Linked DNA regions of Homo sapiens: region 2 is linked to region 1. Evidence: read pairs that join two places in POLR2A ChIA-PET (ENCODE). Cell type or tissue: Caco-2. All regions are shown on one strand. Each heading gives the region's core, and the rest is flanking DNA. Links, peaks and the distances in the headings are about the cores only. Region 1 has its middle 58 kb from the start of LINC01003. Region 2 overlaps XRCC2 (X-ray repair cross complementing 2).

Region 1 (5,374 bases), core at 297-5,296:
ATTTTATTTTTGAGACTGAGTCTCGCTCTGTCGCCCAGGCTGGAGTGCAGTGGCGCAATCTCGGCTCACTGCAAGCTCCGCCTCCCGGGTTCACGCCATTCTCCTGCCTCAGGCTACCCAGTAGCTGGGACTACAGGCTCTCGCCACCACGCCCGGCTAATTTTTTGTATTTTTAGTAGAGACAGGGTTTCACCGTGTTAGCCAGGATGGTCTGGATCTCCTGACCTCGTGTTCCGCCCGCCTCGGCCTCCCAAAGTGCTGGGGTTACAGGCGTGAGCCACCGCGCCCGGCCGTGTCAGTCTTATTTATTACACTTCATGCTAAGCTGCAGTTGAGAAATGATGGCCTCACCCACTCACCACTCAGTACTCAGTTCTGTTTGTGGAAATGTCCTAGGCTGGCAGGGCCAGGACCCCACAGGGAAGCTGGCTATCAGGAGACAAGCCCTGCCTCTGTCCCCTGCCATGAAAGCAAAGCGAGCCCAGGCTCTGTGTGTAGGAATGTGACCGATCACCTCCTGGTAGCTTCATGGCAGGGCCAGGGAGCCACACTTGCTCTCAGACTCCATGCGCCAGGCCCAGGTTCCGGAGCTTTCCTCCCCGGTCCATGTACTGTAATAACTAAGTCAACTGGAAAGAAAATACTGCAGAAAAGAGTAAGGAAAAACAGGGCATGGGGGCAGCTGGGGCCAGGAAAGAGAGCACACAGCGAGGTATAAAGGACCATTGTGCTGGGCGCAGGACTTGGCACTCCGGGACTCGAAGGAGCCGGCAATGATCCGCTTTCTCTGGAGGGAGATCCTTGGATCCCAGCTGAATAAAGAACAACTTGAAACGTGGCGAGGGAGCCTGGGGGGGACACGGCAGGGGGAGGAGCGGGCAGAGCCAAGGGGAAAGTGGTGTTAAAAACAGGGGCTGCAGCAGGATCGGAGGGAATCAAAGGCGAAGACCAAGCTCTCCTATGTTTTTACTGCTCTCCGTCACCCCAAAATAACGAAGGTCCAATCAGAAGCTCACTTTAACAGCTGTCCACTAGGAAGACCAACTTGTGGGTCTGAGGTGGGAGGATCGCTCGAACCTGGGAGGTCGAGGCTGCAGTGAGCTGAGATCACGGCACTGCACTCCAGCCTGGGTGACGAAGTGAGACCCTGTCTCAACAAACAAACAAACAAACAAAAAACAGGAAGAGCAATCTTTCAAATGGCTAATCAATACATATTAGAAGAATGTTCTTGCAGGAAGGAGAAGAATGGAGAAGAAACTGAGAATCCATTCCAGTGATGACGAAAATTATAAGGCCATGATTTTGAGGCTTTGCTGCTCCCCATGTGACACTGGAAGGAAAGGGAGAAGATGACAGAAGAAAAGGGGGAAATGTAACCTCTGCAGGGGGTGTTGTTTTAATTTTATTATTATTATACTTTAAGTTTTAGGGTACATGTGCACAATGTGCAGGTTTGTTACATATGTATACATGTGCCATGTTGGTGTGCTGCACCCATTAACTCGTCATTTAGCATTAGGTATATCTCCTAATGCTATCCCTCTCCCCTCCCCCGCAAACTGAAATTTATTAAGGAAGACAAGACAAGCTGAGAGTCAAGGGTCCAGGGACGCTTTTGAGCCGGAGCTGTCCTCATTGCAACCGTGGCCCTCCTCTGTCCTCAGTCCCTTCCTCGGGGAGAAGCCCGTGGGGTGCCTTTAGCCTCTTGAGACCTTCCAGTGGAAAACGGAGTTCATCCTAGACCGATGGTTTGTCCCGAGAACAAACTGGGGGTGGGGGAGACTGGGACGAGAAAAAAAAAAAGCGTTAAGAGGAGGAGAGAGCTGGCACTGCTAAATGGAGAAAGGTTCCAGCAGCTTAATCCATCTTGAACAGAATCATTAATCAGGTGCAAAACTCCTCAAAGGAGCAAAACTAGGACCAGCTCCTTCCGAGGGCAGCCTGCCAATCTCCCCCACTTGCATTTTCATTTCCAAATCCTTGGTGTCTTTGTATCAGGGCTGATCCCAGCCAGCCTCGTCAGGAGCCACCTGTTCATGTCTCCTCCTATCTCCCTGACCTCGGAAGTGAGAGGAGAAATGACGGGAAACCCAGACAGCTGCTGCGATCCCCTCCCCCCTCCCCCACAAAACAAGCAGCCCAATTCTAGGATCTGGGCCAGACCCTGGCAGATGAGTTCCTCTCTGTGAGAAATGCTTTTGTAGGCACGTTAACTCTTTCATTCAGCACATCACTCTCTTGCTTAATAGAAGGTAAAGTCGGCCGGGTGCAGTGGCTCACGCCTGTAATCCCAGCACTTTGGGAGGCTGAGGCAGGCAGATCATGAGATTAGGAGATCGAGACCATCCTAACACAGTGAAACTCCATCTCTGCTAAAATACAAAATATTAGCCAGGCGTGGTGGCACGCACCTGTAGTCCCAGCTACTCGGAATGCTGAGGCAGGAGAATCACTTGAACCCAGGAGGCAGAGGTTGCAGTGAGCCGAGATCATGCCATTGCACTCCAGCCTGGGCAACAAGAGCAAAACTCCATCTCAAAAAAAAAAAAAAAAGAAGGTAAAGTCAGGCCCAGGAGGGCCCTCACAGGTCAGGCCTCGCCTACCCTTATTGTTCCAGCCCAGAGAATTCCAGTGACCTGCCCAAGGTCACAACACGGATTACAAGCTGAGTCATGCAGCCAGTCTCCAAGATATCCTCCAGTGATTCCTGCCTCTGTGTCCACACCCTTGGAGTCCCTGCCACAGAGACTAGAATCTCTGAAATCAACAGGACACTGCAAAAGGGACCATGTGGGACTTCCAAGGCCGGGTCATTAAAGACTCTGCAGCCCCCAGCTTGCTCTCTCTTCATTCTTGGGGGGAGCCAGCTGCCACGTCACAAGGACACTCAGACTTGTGGCAAGGCCCACATGGTGGAAACTGAGGCCTACCACCAACAGCCAGCACCAAGCCGTCCACGTGAGTGTGCCACCTTGGAAGCCGACCCTCCAGCCCAAGACGAGCCTTCAGATGAGTGCAGCCCTGGTCCACATCTTGAGAGATCTTGAGCCAGAACCACCCAGCTAAGGCTCTCCTGAATTCCTGGCCACTGAAACTGTGTGAGTTAATAAGAGTTTATTGCAGTGTCAAAAAGAAATAGAGCCAGGCACTTATTAAAGACAGCAGGATGGACTTTATTGAGACTACTCCAGTAAGGGAGAGAGACATCAGTGCATGCTGAGCTCAACTCTGAGCCATGCAGAGGTGACTGGGCATTTTTTTTTTTTTTGAAACAGAGTCTCCCTCTGTTGCCCAGGCTGGAGGGCAGTGGCAGGATCTTGGCTCACTGCAACCTCCCCCTCCCGGGTTCAAGCGATTCTCCTGCCTCAGCCTCCTGAGTAGCTGGGATTACAGGCACGTGCCACTACACCCAGTTAATTTTCGTATTTTTAGTAGAGACAGGGTTTCACCATGTTGGCCAGGCCAGGCTGGTCTCAAACTCCTGACCTTGTGATCCACCCACCTTGGCCTCCCAAAGTGCTGGGATTACAGGTGGGAGCCATCACGCCCAGCAGTGACTGGGCATTTTTAAGGGGAGGATGAGGGAGGATGGAGGAGGAATAAGCAGGAGGAGCTTGGGTGGGGTCGGGTGGAGTCACGTAAGCAGAAACTTACTAAGAGTGGGTGGGGGGCCCTTTTCAGAGAATTGTTAGACAAGGCAGTCATTGGGTCCATGCAAATCTCAAACAGTAAATTCTGCTGGCAGCCCTGAGCTTTTCCAGGCAGGAACTCAAGAGGAGCTGGGTCATGCTAGGGACATGACCTCGAGCTGTTAGAAACCAAGCTAGTGTGTTTTCAAGTCTCCTAGTGTGAGGGTGAACAGAATTGTTTCTGTTGAGATTTTGCGGTTTTCACAGGCAAGGTTAAAGCCTCTTTGAGAAGAAGACTCAGGGGAGCCTGACTCAAGTTTGGTCAAAGAGAAGGTCTTTTTCAATAGTTCTAAGTCACTGTGTTGGGGAGTTTGTTTTGCAGCGATAGATAACAGCTCACAGTAAATGTATAGAAGCAGATTCTCAGAGTCCGTGTCTCATGCTTTTTTTTTTTTTTTTTTTTTTTTTGACAGAGTCTCACTCTGTTGCCCAGGCTGGAGTGCAGTGGCTTGATCTCAGCTCGCTCACTACAGCCTCCGCCTCCTGAGTTCAAGGGATTCTCCTGCCTCAGCCTCCTGAGTATCTGGGATTACAGGTGCATGCCACCATGCCCCGACTAGTTTTTGTAATTTTAGTAGAATCGGGGTGTCACCATGTTGGCCAGGCTTGTCTTAAACTCCTGGCCTCAAGCAATCTGCCCACCTTGGCCTCCCAAAGTGCTGGGATTACAAGTGTGAGCCACCATGCCTGGCCCTCCATGTCTTATGCTTTTCCCACCATACTACTCGGCCCTCCCTTAGAAGACAAGGCTGCCAGACATCTCATGCACAATAACAGAGCTTCAAGGCCGGGCATGGTGGCTCACACCTGTAATCACTTTTGGAGGCTGAGGCGGGCAGATCACCTGAGGCCGGGAGTTCAAGACCAGCCTAACTGATATGGTGAAACCCCTTCTCTACTAAAAATACAAAATTAGCTGGGCATGGTGGTGCATGCCTGTAATCCCAGCTACTTGGGAGGCTAAGGCAGGAGAATCACTTAAACCTGGGAGGTGGAGGTTGCAATGAGCCAAGATCATGCCATTGCACTCCAGCCTGGGAAACAAGAGTGAATCTCTGTCTCAGAAAACAAAACAAAACAGCTGGGTGCAGTGGCTCATGCCTGTAATCCCAGCACTTTGGGAGGCCGAGGGTGGATCACTTGAGGTCAGGAGATTGAGACCATCCTGGCTAACATGGTGAAACCCCATCTCTACTAAAAATACAAAAAATTAGCCGGGCGTGATGGCAAGTGCTTGTAGTCCCAGCTACTCAGGAGGCTGAGGCAGGAGAATGGCATGAACCCGGGAGGCGGAGCTTGCAGTGAGCCAAGATCGCGCCACTGCACTCCAGCTTGGGAGACAGAGTGAGACTCCATCCCAGAAAAAAACAAAAAACAATAACAGAGCTTCAGCCAACATGCAGGACAGCTGGAGACCCTCACCTGTCCACATACTCATTCCTATGGACACTCAAGGCTGAGCACACAGCAGGTAGATTTCTTGACTTAACAGTCATGAGGGTTCCTTCCTCACCACAAATACCTCTGCAGGAGAAATCCCTGCAACTTGGCACGTCTTGCTGTAAATGGAAGCAGTGGCATGTCCGTGTCAGGCATGAAAGCCGTTCATAAAACCACCTTGCTGAGCACTTTCTGTCTGTCAGGCAGGTCTGAAGACACAGAAATGAACGTGCTCATCTCTG
Region 2 (5,374 bases), core at 205-5,204, 130 kb before region 1:
TGGATAGGAGTTATTCAGTACCATGTACCAATTCATTACTTCTTTACTTCTATAATGATTATAATCTGCAAATTCAACATATTTGTTATATAATTGGTAGGCTGGTACCAAGATGATAGCTTTTTTGGCTTTTCCTTTCTTTTCCTTATTTTGAAGGATCTTTAGATTCAGAACTCTTTCTGACAATCTGTTACCCAAACTCCTTACAGCGTTCTATTTGTAAGAGGAACTGTCAAGGCCAAATCATCCAGATTTTCTGATTTAGTTTAATATCTTCAAGTGCCAAACCTTAGGGATTTTTTTACTGCGAGTTGTCACGTTCCATAATTTGGCTGGACAAGGATGCTGTAGCAGCCACAGAAACATATGAGACGGTGACTTCAAGTACATTGAAAAGGATGATGTCCCTTCTGTAGGACATAATATTTGATTACAGGTTTTGATCTTGAGGATCAAACAGTAAATGTTTATAAAATCAGTAAAACTGATTTCAGTTCATCATTAAACATATTTGTGAGGAATTTAGTTCAAGGACCTTAATGATAATTCATGTGTCTCTTGCAAGTTTGCAGTGTCTTCCCGGTTGTTATAAAAGCCTTTTTTATACCTGCTTTGCTATTAATGTGTAAAAGAAAAAGAGTATCTCTTAGGCAGGGATTTAACCTTCAACTTCTTTGCCTCAGTTTCACTCGTCGGGAATCCACTCTGTCCTTGCTGTTACTCTAGAAGCAGTGAATGCCTAGGCTAGTGCCGTTGTCTCCTGTCTTCTGAGTATCTCAGTTTTAAAAGTTTGGTTCACAAAATGAGATGTTAAATGTGCTTTTGCGGACTACACAATTAATGCTCCAAGGTCACTATTTTGGACAAACTCAGTGATCTTTTCCCTGCTGTTTTTCATTGTCATGACTTTTCTGCTATATTTATTATTTAGTAGTTTCATTTTCTTGAAACATTCTCTTTTGCCCTGTAATGTTTTTCTTCCTGGTTTTCCTATTAAATTTCTGTTTTAGCTGTCTTCTAATGCGTCTTCTAACTGTGGATATATCTCAAAAATTTAGTTTTGGCCTTAATTTTAGGTCCATAATACCCACCCATCAAAGAGATTTTTGTTTTTTCTCTATTATTTCTGTGTGGATTACTCCCAGTCTGCTATAACCAGCCCCTTATTACCTACCATCTTGAATCTTTTTTTTTTTTTTTTTTTGAGATGGAGTTTCACTCCTGTTGCCCAGGCTGAAGTGCAATGGCGCAATCTGGGCTCACTGCAACCCTCTGCCTCCCAGGTTCAAGCAGTTCTCCTGCCTCAGCCTCCCAAGTAGCTGGGATTACAGGCACGTGCCACCATGCCCAGCTAATTTTTATATTTTTAGTAGAAGCAGGGTTTCTTCATGTTGGCCAGGCTGGTCTTGAACTCCTGACCTCAGGTGATCCACCTGCCTCAGCCTCCCAAAGTACTGGGATTACAGGCGTGAGCCACCGCGCCCGGCTTACCATCTTGAATCTTAAATTTTAGTGGCTGTAGGACATTTTCATTTTGTGACACCTAGAGATAACATTTTAAAAAACCCATACCATTTTGAAAGCTAAATTTTTGCTGGAATACTCAATGTGAATTATGTGAACTAAAAATTTCTACTTTGGGTTGGGTGTGGTGGTGCATGCCTATAAGTCTAGCACTTTGGGAGGCTGAGGTAGGTGGATCACTTGAACCCAGGGGTTTGAGACCACCCTGGGCAACTCAGCAAGACTCCATCTCTACAAAAAAAATACAAAAATTACCCAGGTGTGGTGGCACACACCTGTGGTCCCAGCTACTCAGGAGGCGGAGGTGGGAGGATGGCTTGAGCCTGGGAGGCGGAGGTTGCAGTGAGCTGAGGTCACGCCACTACACTCTTGCCTGGGCGACAGAATGAGACCCTGTCTCAAAAAAAGTCTACTTTATGTCTGTATTTGATTTGTGCAGGTACTTCCAAGCCTATCTTTGAGAACTTTTAAGTCACCACATTAGGTTTACCTGCTGTATTAGTCCATTTTTACGCTGCTGATAAAGACATACCCAAGACTGGGCAATTTACAAAAGAAAGAGGTTTAATTGGACTTACAGTTCCATGTGGCTGGGGAAGCCTCACAATCATTGCAGAAGGCAAGGAGGAACAAGTCCCATCCTACGTGGATGGCAGCAAGCAAAGAGAGCTTGTACAGGAAAATTCTCCCTTATAATAAGCATCAGATCCCATGAGACTTACTCACTATCACGAGAACAGCACAGGAAAGACCCGCCCCCATGATTCAATTACCCCCACTGGGTCCCTCCCACAATACGTGGGATTTCAAATGAGATTTGGGTGGGGACACAGCCTAACCATATCACCTGCAGAACTGAGGCCCTCACCACGCTAAGTGTGAGCACCCTGTGGTCTCTGGGCAGCAGGCTCCACACCTGGCAGTTTGCTCCTCTTGCTTTGCCTCCTATGTTGGTCCCTGTGTCAACCCTGGTCTAGGACTTTCTTACCTGCTGAACTCTGCCACCAAAGCCACACACTCCACCTGTCATTCCCTACCAGACCCGCTTCCATTTAAAATGCCAGTTTCACAATTGGCTTTTAGGCCCTTAACCCTCACAAACCAAGACTTATATTTTTATTCTTTAGATGTCTCTCAAGAGGATCTTGAGAAGAAGGTAACTGATGAAGCACATTCAGAAGATCCTGGGTTTTGTGCTGGGGACAGAATACTCAAGTCCCAACCTTAGAGAAGCTAGCAGGAAATGTAATCAAGTAAATAGTGATTATATAGTGTGATCTGTGTGATGATGGGAGATGATAGAGTTTGCTTTCCCTACCTCAGTGTTATTAGGAGCAAACAGGATATGTCTGAAGCAGCCTCTTTAAGGCATGCAGTACTCTAGAAAGGTGAGTAGCTGTGGGTCGGCCTCTCTGGCTGCCTCTATGGGAGCAGGAGAGGGAGGATTTGCTGTGGTCTGCTTCTTGGTTTCCCCGTCTGCGCTTCTGCATGGTCCCTTGTTCTCTATCACATAGGGCAGTAAAAGATGCTTGGCAGGAGTGGCGGGTTCAGCATAGCTCCTCAGTAACATAGTAAGAGAGGGCACACTGAACATCTGGGTGGAATACAGGTTTAGTTGCTATGTTAACTTTTAATTAGATGGACAATTGTTAATATGAAAATAGTTTTACTCCTTGAGCCTAGAATCTTTTTTTTTTTCTTTTCTTTTCTTTTTAGAGACAGGGTCTCCCTCTGTTGTCTGGGCTAGAGTGCAGTGGCATGATCATGGCTCACCGTAGCCTCAACCTCACAGGCTCCCACTTCACCCTGAGTAGCTGAGACTGGGACTGTAGGCACATGCTACCACGCCCGGCTATTTCTTTTTTTTAATTTTTTGTAAAGGCAGGGTCTCCCTATGTTGCCCAGGCTCGTCATGAACTCCTGGGCTCAAGTGATCCTCCCACTTCAGCTTCCAAAGTGCTGGATTACAGATGTGAGCCACTATGCCCAGCCATGTGTAGAATTCTTAAATACAAAAGAGAAGTCTATGAGAACTGATAACATACTATGCTATAAGAAAGCTGAAGCCAGGCATGGTGGCTCATGCCTGTAATCCCAGCACTTTGGGAGGCTGAGGCAGGCAGACCACTTGAGCCCAGGAGTTCAAGACCAGCCTGGGCAACATGGTGGAACCCAGTCTTTACAAGAAATACAAAAATTAGCCAGGCATGATGACACATGCCTGTAGTCCCAACTACTTGAGAGGCTGAGGTGGAATCATTTTTTAAATTTCTTCTTAAGGTAAATTTAGAATTGCAAGTTGTATGTAAGATTATGGTGGAAATTTGGTGCAGTCTTGGCTCACTGCAGCCTCTACCTCCTGGGTTCAACTGATTCTCCAACCTCAGCTTCCCAATTAGCTGGGACTACTGATGCACACCACCATGGGTGGCTTTTTTTTTTTTTTTTTAATTGTAGAGTTGGGGTCTCACTATATTGACCAGGCTGATATTGAACTCTTGGGCTCAAGTGATCCTCCTGCCTTGACCTCCCAAAGTGCTGGGAGTTACAGGCATGAGCTACTGTACCCAGCCTAGATTTCTTATACATTATTTGTGAATACTCCAATATACAACGGTTTGTTGATAATAATAAGAAAGGCCAGGTGCGGTGGTTCACACCTGTAATCCCAGCACTTTGGGAGGCCGAGGTGGGTAGATCACCTGAGGTCAGGAGTTCGAGACCAGCCTGGCCAACATGGCAAAACCCCATCTCTACCAAAAATACAAAAATTAGCTGGGCGCGGTAGCGCACGCCTGTAATCCCAGCTACTCGGGAGGCTGAGGCAGGAGAATTGCTTGAACCCAGGAGGCGAAAGTTGCAGTAAGCCAAGATTGAACCACTGCACTCCAGCCTAGGCAACAGAACAAGACTCCATCTCAAAAAAAAATTAAAATTAAATAATAAGAAATAAAGTAATTGCATTTTTTTGTGTTTTTGTTTTTGTTTTTTGAGACGGAGTTTCGCTCTTGTCGCCCAGGCTGGAGTCCAATGGCGTGATCTCAGCTCACTGCAACCTCTGTCTCCCAGGTTCAAGTGATTCTCCTGCCTCAGCCTCTCAAGTAGCTGGGATTACAGGTGCCCACCACCATGCCCAGCTAATTTTTTGTATTTTTAGTAGGGTTTCAGTATGTTGGCCAGGCTGGTCTTGAATTCCTGACCTCAGGTGATCCTCCCGCCTCTGCCTCCCAAAGTGCTGGGATTACAGGCGTGAGCCACTGCGCCCAGCCCTTGAATCCGTATTTAGACCATCATTTGGTTGGGGCTAATAATTGGCATTTTAACATAGTGTTTCCAATCAGGTAGTTCAGCCGTAAATTAATAATGACAAGCAAGAGTTGAATGCCACTGTGAGTGCATTTTGAAAAGCTCTGGAAGCAAGGCAACTTCCCCAGTGTTGTTTGATTTAACTTGTGCTGTCCTTAGTTATTCGAGCCTAGATAGAAGGAGAGTTGGAGTCTTTAACGTTCAGAGTAGTTGACTTTGATTTTTAATGCTAGGAAAATAATTTCTAATGCAGCTGGACATGGTTTCCAGAGATAATTCAAATAGCAAAGAATAACTGAAGGCAGTTTGGGAACGTGTAAGGTTGTTTTCAGTTGAAGGATGCTGTTGGCATTTAGGGTCTGAGAGCCATGGGCTCTTGCCTCAATAATGTGTGAAACCACAAAATCCAGAATTGTTCCCCCCATAACATCAATAACACTGAGAAACCTAATTAGGGAGTGCCTTCACCTGCGTGTCATAGAAGTCCAACTTAGTGGCTTGCCCAGGTGGAGGCTTGTTTTCCTCACATCCTGAGTGGCACAGA

What was found. Peaks named below come from ENCODE experiments on the same cell type or tissue, not always from the same donor. Only the 100,000 strongest peaks of a DNase experiment are listed, where the experiment ranks them.
Region 2: POLR2A ChIA-PET joins it to region 1 with 7 read pairs; 2 of 35 experiments call an interaction of 5 or more read pairs at or near these places.

Annotation. Positions count from the first base shown.
Region 1 is chr7:152,519,433-152,524,806 of GRCh38, reverse strand. No RefSeq gene overlaps it. Among named protein-coding and RNA genes, the nearest start is that of LINC01003, 58 kb to the right of the region's middle. In Caco-2, for the core only: no CTCF peak of the experiment used is centred there; a DNase peak (open chromatin) is centred at 2,656.
Region 2 is chr7:152,650,028-152,655,401 of GRCh38, reverse strand. The region is part of intron 2 of XRCC2 (X-ray repair cross complementing 2); the gene reads left to right. Among named protein-coding and RNA genes, the nearest start is that of XRCC2, 23 kb to the left of the region's middle. In Caco-2, for the core only: no CTCF peak of the experiment used is centred there; no DNase peak of the experiment used is centred there.